Linked DNA regions of Homo sapiens: region 2 is linked to region 1. Evidence: chromatin loops called from intact Hi-C (ENCODE). Cell type or tissue: PC-9. All regions are shown on one strand. Each heading gives the region's core, and the rest is flanking DNA. Links, peaks and the distances in the headings are about the cores only.

Region 1 (5,370 bases), core at 316-5,315:
GAACCCGGGAGTCTGAGGTTGCAGTGAGCCGAGAGATCATGCCACTGTACTCCAGCCTGGGGGACAGAGCAAGGTTCTGTCTCAAAAAAAAAAAAAAAGGCCAGACACGGTGGCTCAAGCCTGTAATCCCAGCACTTTGGGAAGCCGAGGCAGGCGGATCACTTGAGATCAGGAGTTCAAGACCAGCCTGGCCAACATGGTGAAACCTCGTCTCTACTAAAAACACAAAAATTAGCCAGGCATGATGGCGGGTGCCTGTAATCCCAGCTACTTGGTAGGCTAAGGCAGGAGAATCGCTTTAACCCGGGAGGTGGAGGTTGCGGTGAGCCGAGACCGTGCCACTGTACTCCAGCCTGGGTGATAGAGCAAGACTCAGTTTAAAAAAAAGCAAAACAGCATGGGCTGGCCGGGAGCAGTGGCTCACTCCTGTAATCCTAGCACTTTGGGAGGCCAAGGCAGGAGGATCGCTTGAGCCCAGGAGTTCGAGACCAGCCTGGGCAACGTAGTGAGATTCTATCTCTATTTAAAAAAAAAAAAAGTACAAGGCTGGGCGTGGTGGCTCACACCTGTAATCTCAGCATTTTGGGAGGCCGAGATGGGCAGATCATTTGAGCTCAGGAGTTCGAGACCAGCCTGAGCAACATGGCAAAACCATGTCTCTACAAAAAAATTTAAAAATTAGCCAGGCGTGGTGGTGCACGCTTGTAGTCCCAGCTACTTCGAAGGCCGATGTGAATCACTGGAGCCCAGGAGGTGGAAGTTGCAGTGAGCCATGATGATGTCACTGCACTCCAGCCTGGGTGACAGAGGGAGACCCTATCTCAAAAAAAAAAAAAAAAAATTACAATTGTTATGTTTATATTGTTGTTTACAAAAATATATGGAAAAAGCCAGGCGCGGTGGCTCACGCCTGTAATCCTAGCACTTTGGGAGGCCGAGGCAGGTGTATGACCTGAGGTCAAGAGTTTGAGAGCAGCCTGCCCAACATGGCGAAACCTCGTCTCTACCAAAAATACAAAAAATTAGCCGGGCGCCTGTAATCCCAGCTACTCGGGAGGGTGAGGCAGGAGAATCGCGTGAACACGGGAGGCGGAGGTTGCAGTGAGCCGAGATCGCTCCGCTCCACTGCACTCCAGCCTGAGCGACAGGAGCGAAACTCCGTCTCAAAAAAAAAAAGGAAAAGCGTGGCCTGGGTGAGTGAAGGAGGGAAAGGAGGGCCTCAGACGTTGTGTCTGGGATTCAGGAGAGAAGATGACTGAGGAGGAGGTGGAGACCGTTCTGGCAGGACACGAGGACAGCAACGGCTGCATCAACTACGAGGGTGAGGGGACAAAAAAGCGGGAGCGGGGCCGAGGGAGGAGGGCAGCCTGGCGTCTTGCCGCGTGTGGGCGGGGGCACCCCTGGATTACCTAGAGTCAGATGTATTATCCAAAGGCCTGCTTCTGAAGCCCCTCTTGCCTCCTCTCTCTGCAGCCTTCTTGAAACACATCCTAAGCGTCTGAGTGCTGCAGGTAGGGCCCTCCCACCCCTTCGCCGCGCCTTACGAGGCAAGTCTCCCGCCCTTCTCTCAGCCAACATAGAAAAGCAGCGGAGTTCATTCTGCTGTCCGGTTGCTGCACGGGCTCCAGCGCTTCGCAACTTTGGTTTTTTTCCACAGATCCAGTGGGGTCCGGACACTGGGCCCCGCAGGCGAAAGCACGTTCCAGCCACCAGGAGGCCACCTATTGTTTCAAAATAAAGACTGGGTTCCTCTCTTGGTTTCAGACTGCTATTTTTTTCATGGTTGGGGGAGCAGCGGGAGACGGGGAGGGTGCTAGGAGGAGAGGGCGGGAAAAGAGGGCTCTCTCCTCTTCCAATCCTCTGATCTTCCTGCTGTTGGGAGGTGCAGATTCATTGTGCCCCAGCCCACGTCCCCCCACGACCCCCGCCCCCCCACCTCCCCCCACGACCCCCCCCACCTCCGAGCGGGTTCTGTGCCCAGGTGGCGCTGGAGAAAGGAACAGCGGACCCCGCCCAAGTCATTACTAATGTAGCAATCGTCTGCATAAACCCAGGCCACGGTTCCTATTGGCTGAGTCCTCTGAGGGTGACGTCATCGGGACGTACTAAGACTAGGGTTGGGCCGAGAGTCGGAGCCATTACTGCAGGAAAAGGTCCCGGAGAGCTGAGCAGTCAAGATGGTGGGGCCCAGGTCTTGGGAGACGGGCAGGATTGGGGACGAGAGGCAGGAAGAGACGGGTGGGGGGCGAGGAGAAGGCAGGGGTAGGAGGCAAAGGGAATCTGAGGACCCGAAAGGTTGGAGGTGGGGTTGGAAAGACTGGGGCCCTGCGGGGAAGCGAGTCTGCAGCCTGAAACAGGAGTTTGTGGGTCAGAGTTTGTGGGTCAGAGTTTGTGGGGCTGGGATAGAAACTCGGGGGATTGGCGTTCAGATGCTGACCACTTCCCTCTTCTCTGAGCAGTGTGACTTCACCGAAGACCAGACCGCAGGTAGGTTATCTCTGATCCCTACCGAGGTCACCCTTAGGGAGAGGGACACCCTCCCCCCAGCACCTATCCTCTAATCTTAATCTGTCATCTCTTTAGCACCCCCATGAGATTACCCCCTGGATTATTTTCTCTTCTTCTGGATCCTCCATTTTCTTTTCTCACTTTCTTCCTCCCTCCCCTTCCACTCTAGATCTGATCCCAAGCACTGGGTGAGTTTTAGGTGGTGTGGGTATGTGAAAAAACTTGGTCACTTAATGCCTGCTGTGTGTGGGGTCTCGGGAGGGTGTATAAAGCTGCCTGCTTTCCTTTGTCCTTTAATCAGCTACTTCTGCCTCTTTTCTCCTCTTGTGATAACTGTCCCCGCCCTCCCAGCTTGCAGTTGTGAAGATTGTAGAGCAGTGACCTGATATTCTGTGCAGATGGGGACAAGACAGGGGAGTTTGCTAAGGATATGACTGTAGCTATACCCTCTGGAAGTTCTCTTTATACTGGAGGGGTGCGAAGTGGCAGGTTGGGATGACCCTAGTCCCAGGCTGCTGCTCCCACTTCCTTATAAGGACAGGACTGAGACTGGGCGGTGGCGAATTCCTGCCCTGAGAAGTGTAGTAGCAGCAGTGGAGATTGGCAGGCCTGCCGCAGGCAGAGGGGTTGTGTAAATGGATGTTACCAGGCTGCCAGAAGGGGAGGAAGCCTCTATATAGAACACTTGAGTTGGGAGGAAGAGAAATAGAGCCCTCTTAAGTAGACTTTGGTGTACAGTTTGGTGCAGATATCTCGTTTCCTCAGCATGATCAAAGTTGAATGGGCAGCAGAGCTCTGAGGTAGGGTTTGGATTAACCCTCAAATCCTGTGTTGACATTCATCTGAATCCTCAGAGTTCAAGGAGGCCTTCCAGCTGTTTGACCGAACAGGTGATGGCAAGATCCTGTACAGCCAGTGTGGGGATGTGATGAGGGCCCTGGGCCAGAACCCTACCAACGCCGAGGTGCTCAAGGTCCTGGGGAACCCCAAGAGTGATGGTGAGGGGCCTAAAGAACAACTCCTCAGTGTGGTCATGGGCCCACAGTTCTTCAGCTAAGAGCTTCCCTTTATCTTCATAGGCCCCAAACTCAAGCAAGTCTGGATTAGCAAATCCCATGGATTTCCTTGCTTTTAGTGGGGAGTCATCTGTCATCTCTCTGTTCAGTTGAGGTCTCTATAATCCCCTGTCCTGAGAACTTGTGTTACTTCTCTGGCCTGACACTTCCACCTCCTTTATGGCAGAGATGAATGTGAAGGTGCTGGACTTTGAGCACTTTCTGCCCATGCTGCAGACAGTGGCCAAGAACAAGGACCAGGGCACCTATGAGGATTATGTCGAAGGACTTCGGGTGTTTGACAAGGAAGGAAATGGCACCGTCATGGGTGCTGAAATCCGGCATGTTCTTGTCACACTGGGTAAGGTTCTGTGTCCTTGTCCTTGAGCTGAGATGGCACCCTGAGGTACCTCACTTGTCACCCAATTCCAAAAATGCTTTCTTTCCCCCTGCAGGTGAGAAGATGACAGAGGAAGAAGTAGAGATGCTGGTGGCAGGGCATGAGGACAGCAATGGTTGTATCAACTATGAAGGTAAGAGGTGAACTGCGCTTTCTCAGAGAAAGCAGCCATATGGGGCAGGTCAAGTATAGTGTCTGGGGCTTTCCCTATCCCTGGACTTGGGCTCCAAAAAGAGCCAGGAGGCAAGGTGCAGGGCCCTGCCCAGCCCAGCCCAGGAGTGGGAGGTCAGGGCGGTATAACAGGAAAGGAAGGGGGTAGTATTGTAGAGGGTGGGAAGGAATGAGAAGTGAAATAATGGAATGTCTGTCCCCACTGCCTGACCCCTCACCCCATGTCTTTGTCTTGTCTTCACCATGAATGTCTCTTCCTTCCTGCAGCGTTTGTGAGGCATATCCTGTCGGGGTGACGGGCCCATGGGGCGGGTACGGCTCCTCCCAGCCTCTCCTCTAGTTGATCTCCCCAGTGTTTCTTTTTTCCCCAACCTGTGCTCTTTATCCCCTGCCCTTACCCTACTACCATCTGACTTCCTCCTGGCATGTTTCTGCATGGAGCTGACTAGGGAGGGGAGGGATTCCTCAAAGAGGAAGACAACCTGGGGGTACAGTACCTCCTTACCTCTAGAATGGGCCCTGAGGTTTTACTTATGCGGCCCTGGGTGCTGGTGTCTGGGAACTCTCACCAGCCTGTATACCAGTCTTGCTTTAGGGTGACCTTCTGGCCCTGGAGCATGGGTAGCTGGCATAGAGGGGTATGGGTTGCCTGCCCCATTCTGCTGCTATAGCTGAACAGTCCTTTCCCCTTCCCTCGCTGGGCAGCTTGGAGGTACCCTAACCCAAAACTCTGTCCTCTCCTCCCGCCAGTGGCTGACAGTAGCTGTAGGTGTAGTGGAGAACTTTTCTGCCTCTGCTGTGTTCTTGCTGCTTAGGTTTGGGTGGGGGACTAACAGCTGCTGGGAGGGGAGCTAGGGGCATGGAGAACTGGTCAGACTCAAGGTGGCTCCTCTGCAAACTGACCCCAGGGTTGGTTGCTGTGGGCATGTTCCCGCTTATGCTACCTTTGCAGTCTGGTAGTCCCCTGGCCCTTGGCGTACCCCTCCACAGCCCTGTTCCCTGGCTCATCCCACCTTTCCTTTCCACAGAGCTCGTCCGCATGGTGCTGAATGGCTGAGGACCTTCCCAGTCTCCCCAGAGTCCGTGCCTTTCCCTGTGTGAATTTTGTATCTAGCCTAAAGTTTCCCTAGGCTTTCTTGTCTCAGCAACTTTCCCATCTTGTCTCTCTTGGATGATGTTTGCCGTCAGCATTCACCAAATAAACTTGCTCTCTGGGCCCTCGGTTCGGTTCTTTCT
Region 2 (5,297 bases), core at 1-5,000, 110 kb before region 1:
ATGTTGGCCAGGCTGGTCTCAAACTCCTGACCTCAAATGATCCACCTGCCTCGGCCTCCCAAAGTGCTGGGATTATAGGTGTGAGCCACTGCACCCAGCCTAAGGAACGGGTAGAGATTTTAGAATGTGGAGGTTCTGTTAATTGGAATGCACTCCCCAACAGAAATCTGAGACAAGAACTGCTGACCTGACTTGACTGTCAGTACACCAGTGTTTGTACTGGAATATCTGTGGCAAACCCGGAGTGTGTAAGAGCACTGAATGTAGGCGATAATCTATATCCTTCAGGGAGTCTCAAGACATCAGTGCCCCTTGCAACCTGATCACACCAAGGGTAAACAGGAAGTGATAGAAGAAAATTAAGAGGTCCAAGGCAAAAATGGGTACTGAATCTGAGTGATCCCAAAGTCCAGCTTGCTCAACAGAACCAGATTCAAATAGTAAATCGTGATTGTGGGTGTACTTACAGAGCTGATCCAAGATTCCTCTTGAAGTGTCTAGAGTCACAGCCTGTCACGTGGGTCCTAACTACTACCTCTTCTGTGGGTTTACAAACTCACAACATACTCTGCATTCTAAGCGCAGAGTATGTTGTTTGATTGTCTCCATAGATTCTACTTTCAAGAACCTAGCTGGTAAGAATTGACTTAGTTTTTCGTCTTAATAATCCCAAACTTTGTTGTTTTTGAGATGGAGTCTCTCTCTCTTACCCAGGCTGGAGTGCGGTAGCCCGATCTCGGCTCACTGCAACCTCCGCCTCCCGGGTTCAAGTGATTATCCTGCCTCAGCCTACCAGTAGCTGGGATTACAGGTGCCCGCCACCATGCCCGGCTAATTTTTGTATTTTTAGTAGAGATAGGGTTTCACCATGTTGGCCAGGCTGGTCTTGAACTCCTGATCTCAAGGGATCAGCCCACCTCAGCCTCCCAAAGTGCTGGGATTATAGGCGTGAGCCACCGCGCCTGGCCAGGAATCTGCATTTTAATAGTGTCCCAAGTGATTGTGATGCAACTGGTCTGTGGACTATACTGCAGAGCAGATGGTGAAGGGAATGTTGCATTTGGAGGATTTTATTGATGATGAATCCTGGGTTCCAGAAAGCTGTGAAAGGGTTTCAGGAGATGGGGAAGAGTGCAAATGGGGTCAGAAAGGACTGCATGAGAACCAGAATCTGAGAGACGTGGAATGAGCTGGAGGCTTGGGCTTCTGGTGGTGACTGCACGAATAGGTGCAACTGAGCCATGGTGAACATCATGCTCACAAGCCAAGTGTGCAGTGTGACTTGGAGTCCCAACTCACTATCTACAGGCCCAGGGACCCTGACTTCACAGCTGCCTCCCAAGGCTATTTTCCTAACCTTTTCTCTCTACTCTCTTAGATCAGTGTTGGACTCATCATTTCTGAAATATGAGAATGTGTGGGAAGGCAGCAAGGTGAGATAGGCCCAGAAACATTGGGAGGGGTGTGGGGAGCACTAGGAGAGGAGGAGATCGATTGGGGTGGGGAAGAGGAATACAGTCTCCCTCCCACATCCCTGGACCCCAGAAAGAAGTCCTGAAGACACATCCTTTTTTCTAGTATAATGCACTATTTACCCTGATTCAGGCACTCTGAATGAAAGGTGACTTCCGGATCAGGCGCCCTGGCTCACGGCTGTAATCCCAACACTTTGGGAGGCTGAGGCGGGTGGGTCACCTAAGGTCAGGAGTTTGAGACCAACCTAACCAACACGGGGAAACCCCATCTCTACTAAAAAATACAAAATTAGCCGGGCGTGATGGCACGCGCCTATAATCCCAGCTACTTGGGAAGCTGAGGCAGGAGAATAGTTTGAACCTGGAAGTGGAGGTTGCAGTGAGCCAAGATCATGCCACTGCACTCCAGCCTGGCGAAAGTGCGAAATTCTTTCTGGAAAAAAAAAAAAAGAAAAAGAAAATTGGGTGACTTTCTCAGGCTACAGTTAAAGATGATGTCATGAGTAGTTAACCAGGCCTCATTGATGTTAGTACCTCGGGATGACCATAGAGGGCAGTGTCGTGCAGGAGTTAAGAGCCCAGCTTCGGAGTCTGACAGACCTAAGTTTGAGTCCTTCCTTCGCTCTTTGGTAGCTTTGTGTGTAGCTTTGGGCAAGTTACTCTATCTAAACCTCCAAAAATTAATTTAAAAACACTTCACAAGAACATTTTGAGAACTAAATGAAATAATCTTTGCAAAGGACTTTGCAAAGAACCTGCCAGATAGGCCGGGCGCGGTGGCTCACGCCTGTAATCCCAGCACTTTGGGAGTCCGAGGCGGGTGGATCACGAGGTCAGGAGATCGAGACCATCCTGGCTAACATGGCGAAACCCCATCTCTACTAAAAAATACAAAAAAAAAATTAGCCGGGCGTGGTGGCGGGTGCCTGTAGTCCCAGCTTCTCGGGAGGCTGAGGCAGGAGAATGGTGTGAACCCGGGAGGCGGGGCTTGCAGTAAGCCGAGATCACGCCACTGCACTCCAGCCTGGGCGACAGAGCGAGACTCCGTCTCAAAAAAAAAAGAAAAAAAAGAACCTGCCAGATAATGCAACATTACAAATGGCAGTGGTTACTATTTTTGGCCCAGTCTTACTCTGTAAGTCTTAAAAAAAAAATCAGTGTTTTTTTGCAGATTTATTGAGGATAATTGAAGTATAATACATTGTAGGTATTTAACGTGTACAATTTGAAAAGTTTTGTGTTTGTTTTTTTGAGACAGACTCTCACTCTGTCACCCAGGCTGGAGTGCAATGGCGCCATCTCGGCTCACTACAACCTCCGCTTCCCAAGTTCAAACAATTATACTGCCTCAGCCTCCCGAGTAGCTGGGATTACAGTCATGTGCCACGAGGCCCACTAATTTTTGTATTTTTAGTAGAGACGGGGCTTCACCATGTTGTCCAGGCTGGTCTTGAACTCCTGACCCCATGATCAGCCTGCCTCCGCCTCCCAAAGTGCTGGGATTACAGGCATGAGCCACTGCGACTGGCCGAAGTTTTGACATATACCCAAGTGTATACCCATGAAACCATCACCATACTCAAGATAATTAACATATAGATCACCCCAGAAGTTGCCTCTTGCTCCTTTGTAATCTCACCATCCTGCCACTCCCAGCACTGTCCCCAGGCAACCACTGACCTGCTTTCTGCAACTATAGATTAGTTTGCATTTCTAGAATTGTAGAATCGTACATAAATGGAATCCCACAGTATATATGTGTGTATACTAAAAACATATAAATTAGCCAGGCATGGTGGCAGGCGCCCATAATCCCAGCTACTTGGGAGGCTGAGGCAGGAGAACTGCCGGAACCCGGGAGGTGGAGGTTGCAGTGAGCCCAGATCGTGCCACTGCACTCCAGCCTGCGTGACAGAGTGAGACTCAAAAAAAAAAAAAAAAGAAAAAGAAAAAAAACTTGCTACAAACATTTGTGTACAAAGTCTGTGTGGACATATGCTTTCTTTTCTCATATGTAAATAGAGTCATGTGTCCTCAAGAACAGGGATATGTTCTGAGAAATTCATCCTTAGGCAGTTTTGTCATATGAACATCTTAGAGTGTACTTACACAAACCTAGATGGTATAGTCTACTACACACCAAGGCCATATGGTAGAGTCTATTACTCCCAGGCTACCAACCTATGCAGCATGCTACTGTACTCAACGCTGTAGGCAATTGTAACATAATGATATTTGTGTATCTAAACATAGAAAAGATACAGTAGGCCAGGCACTGTGGCTCATGCTGGTAATCCCAACACTTTGGGAGGCTGAGGCGGGCTGATTTCTTGAGACCAGGAGTTTAAGACCAGCCTGACCAACATGGTGAAACCCCGTCTCTACTAAAAATACAGAAATTAGCCAGGCGTGGTGGCAGGTATCTGTAGTCCCAGCTACTTGTGCGGCTGAGGCAGGAGAATTGCTTTAACCCTGGAGGCGAAGGTTACAGTGAGCCAAGATCGCGCCATTGCACTCCAGCCTAGGCAACAAAGCAAGACTCCATCTTGAGAAAAAAAAGAAAGAAAGAGGGAGGGAGGGAGGGAGGGAGGAAAGAAGGAAGGAAGGAAGGAAGGAAACGAACAGTAAAACTATGGCATAAAAGATTAAAAATGGGCCGGGCTCAGTGGCTCACGCCAGTAATCCTAGCACTTTGGGAGGCCGAGGCGGGTGGATCACGAGGTCAGGAGTTCAAGACCAGCCTGGCCAACATGGTGAAATCCCATCTCTACTAAAAATACAAAAAATTAGCTGGTTGTGGTGGTTAGCGCCTGTAATCCCAGCTACTTGGGAGGCTGAGGCAGAGAATTGCTTGAACCCGGGAGGCAGAGGTTGCACTGAGCCGAGATCACGCTACAGCACTCCAGCCTGGGCAACAGAGCGAGACTCTATCTCAAAAAATACAAATAAATGGGCCGGGCACGATGGCTCATGCCTGTAATCCCAGCACTTTGGGAGGCTGAGGCGGGTGGATCACCTGAGGTCAGGAGTTCAACACCAGCCTGGCCAAGCTGGCGAAACCCTGTCTCTACAAAAAATACAAAAATTAGCTGGGTGTGGTGGTGGGCACCTGTAATCCCAGCTACTCGGGAGGCTGAGGCAGGAGAATCACTTGAACCCGGGAGGCAGAGTTTGCAGTCAGCCGAAATCGCACTATTGCACTCCAGCCTGGGCGACAGAGTGAGACTCTGTCTCAATAAATAAATAAATAAATAAATAAATAAATAAATAAATAAATGGGCAGGGCGCAGTGGCTTACGCCTGTAATCCCAGCACTTTGGGAGGCTGAGACAGGTGAATCACGAGGTCAGGAGTTTGAGACCAGCCTGACCAACATGGTGAAACCCCATCTCTACTAAAAATACAAAAAATTAGCTAGGCATAGTGGCAGGCGGCTGTAACCCCAGCTACTCCGGAGGCTGAGGCAGGAGAATCGCTTGAACCCAGGAGGCGGAGGTTGCAGTGAGCCAAGATTACACCACTGCACTCCAGCCCGGGTGACAGAGTGAGACTGTGTCTCAAAAAAAAAAAAAAAAAGATTAAAAATGGTACACCTGCATGGGGTGCTTACCATAAATGGAGTTTGCCAGACTAGATGCTGCTCTGGGTGAGTCAGTGAGTAGTGAGTGAATGTGAAGGCCTAGGATATAACTGTATACTACCATTGACTTTATAAAGACTGTACACTTAGGCTACATTAAATTTATTTATTTATTTATTTATTTATTTTATTTTTTATTTTTGAGATGCAGTCTCGCTCTGTCGCCCAGGCTGGAGTGCAGT

What was found. Peaks named below come from ENCODE experiments on the same cell type or tissue, not always from the same donor. Only the 100,000 strongest peaks of a DNase experiment are listed, where the experiment ranks them.
Region 2: it touches region 1 in a loop (3-fold over the local background); 3 of 110 quality-filtered maps call a loop at or near these places.

Annotation. Positions count from the first base shown.
Region 1 is chr12:56,156,225-56,161,594 of GRCh38, forward strand. MYL6B (myosin light chain 6B) reads left to right here. Exons shown (of 8, transcript NM_002475.5): 6 at 1,244-1,321; 7 at 1,474-1,511; 8 at 1,658-1,758. The coding sequence ends at 1,502. MYL6 (myosin light chain 6) reads left to right here and starts at 2,135. Exons shown (of 7, transcript NM_021019.5): 1 at 2,135-2,180; 2 at 2,460-2,487; 3 at 3,363-3,506; 4 at 3,751-3,924; 5 at 4,019-4,096; 6 at 4,402-4,446; 7 at 5,163-5,355. The coding sequence starts at 2,178. The coding sequence ends at 4,430. It overlaps MYL6B-AS1 (MYL6B antisense RNA 1), which reads right to left and starts at 2,001. Exons shown (of 3, transcript NR_186043.1): 1 at 1,959-2,001; 2 at 1,410-1,721. RefSeq lists enhancers at 1,134-1,243, 3,254-3,323, 3,364-3,433, 4,404-5,026, 5,027-5,370 and silencers at 1,864-2,033, 2,404-2,583. In PC-9, for the core only: a CTCF peak has its summit at 1,699; DNase peaks (open chromatin) are centred at 1,727, 2,087 and 3,067; H3K4me3 peaks cover 3,296 bases; H3K27ac peaks cover 3,049 bases.
Region 2 is chr12:56,045,266-56,050,562 of GRCh38, forward strand. No RefSeq gene overlaps it. Among named protein-coding and RNA genes, the nearest start is that of RPS26, 6.0 kb to the left of the region's middle. RefSeq lists enhancers at 756-1,349, 1,940-2,234 and a cis regulatory region at 1,839-2,213. In PC-9, for the core only: a CTCF peak has its summit at 2,058; a DNase peak (open chromatin) is centred at 2,016; H3K27ac peaks cover 910 bases.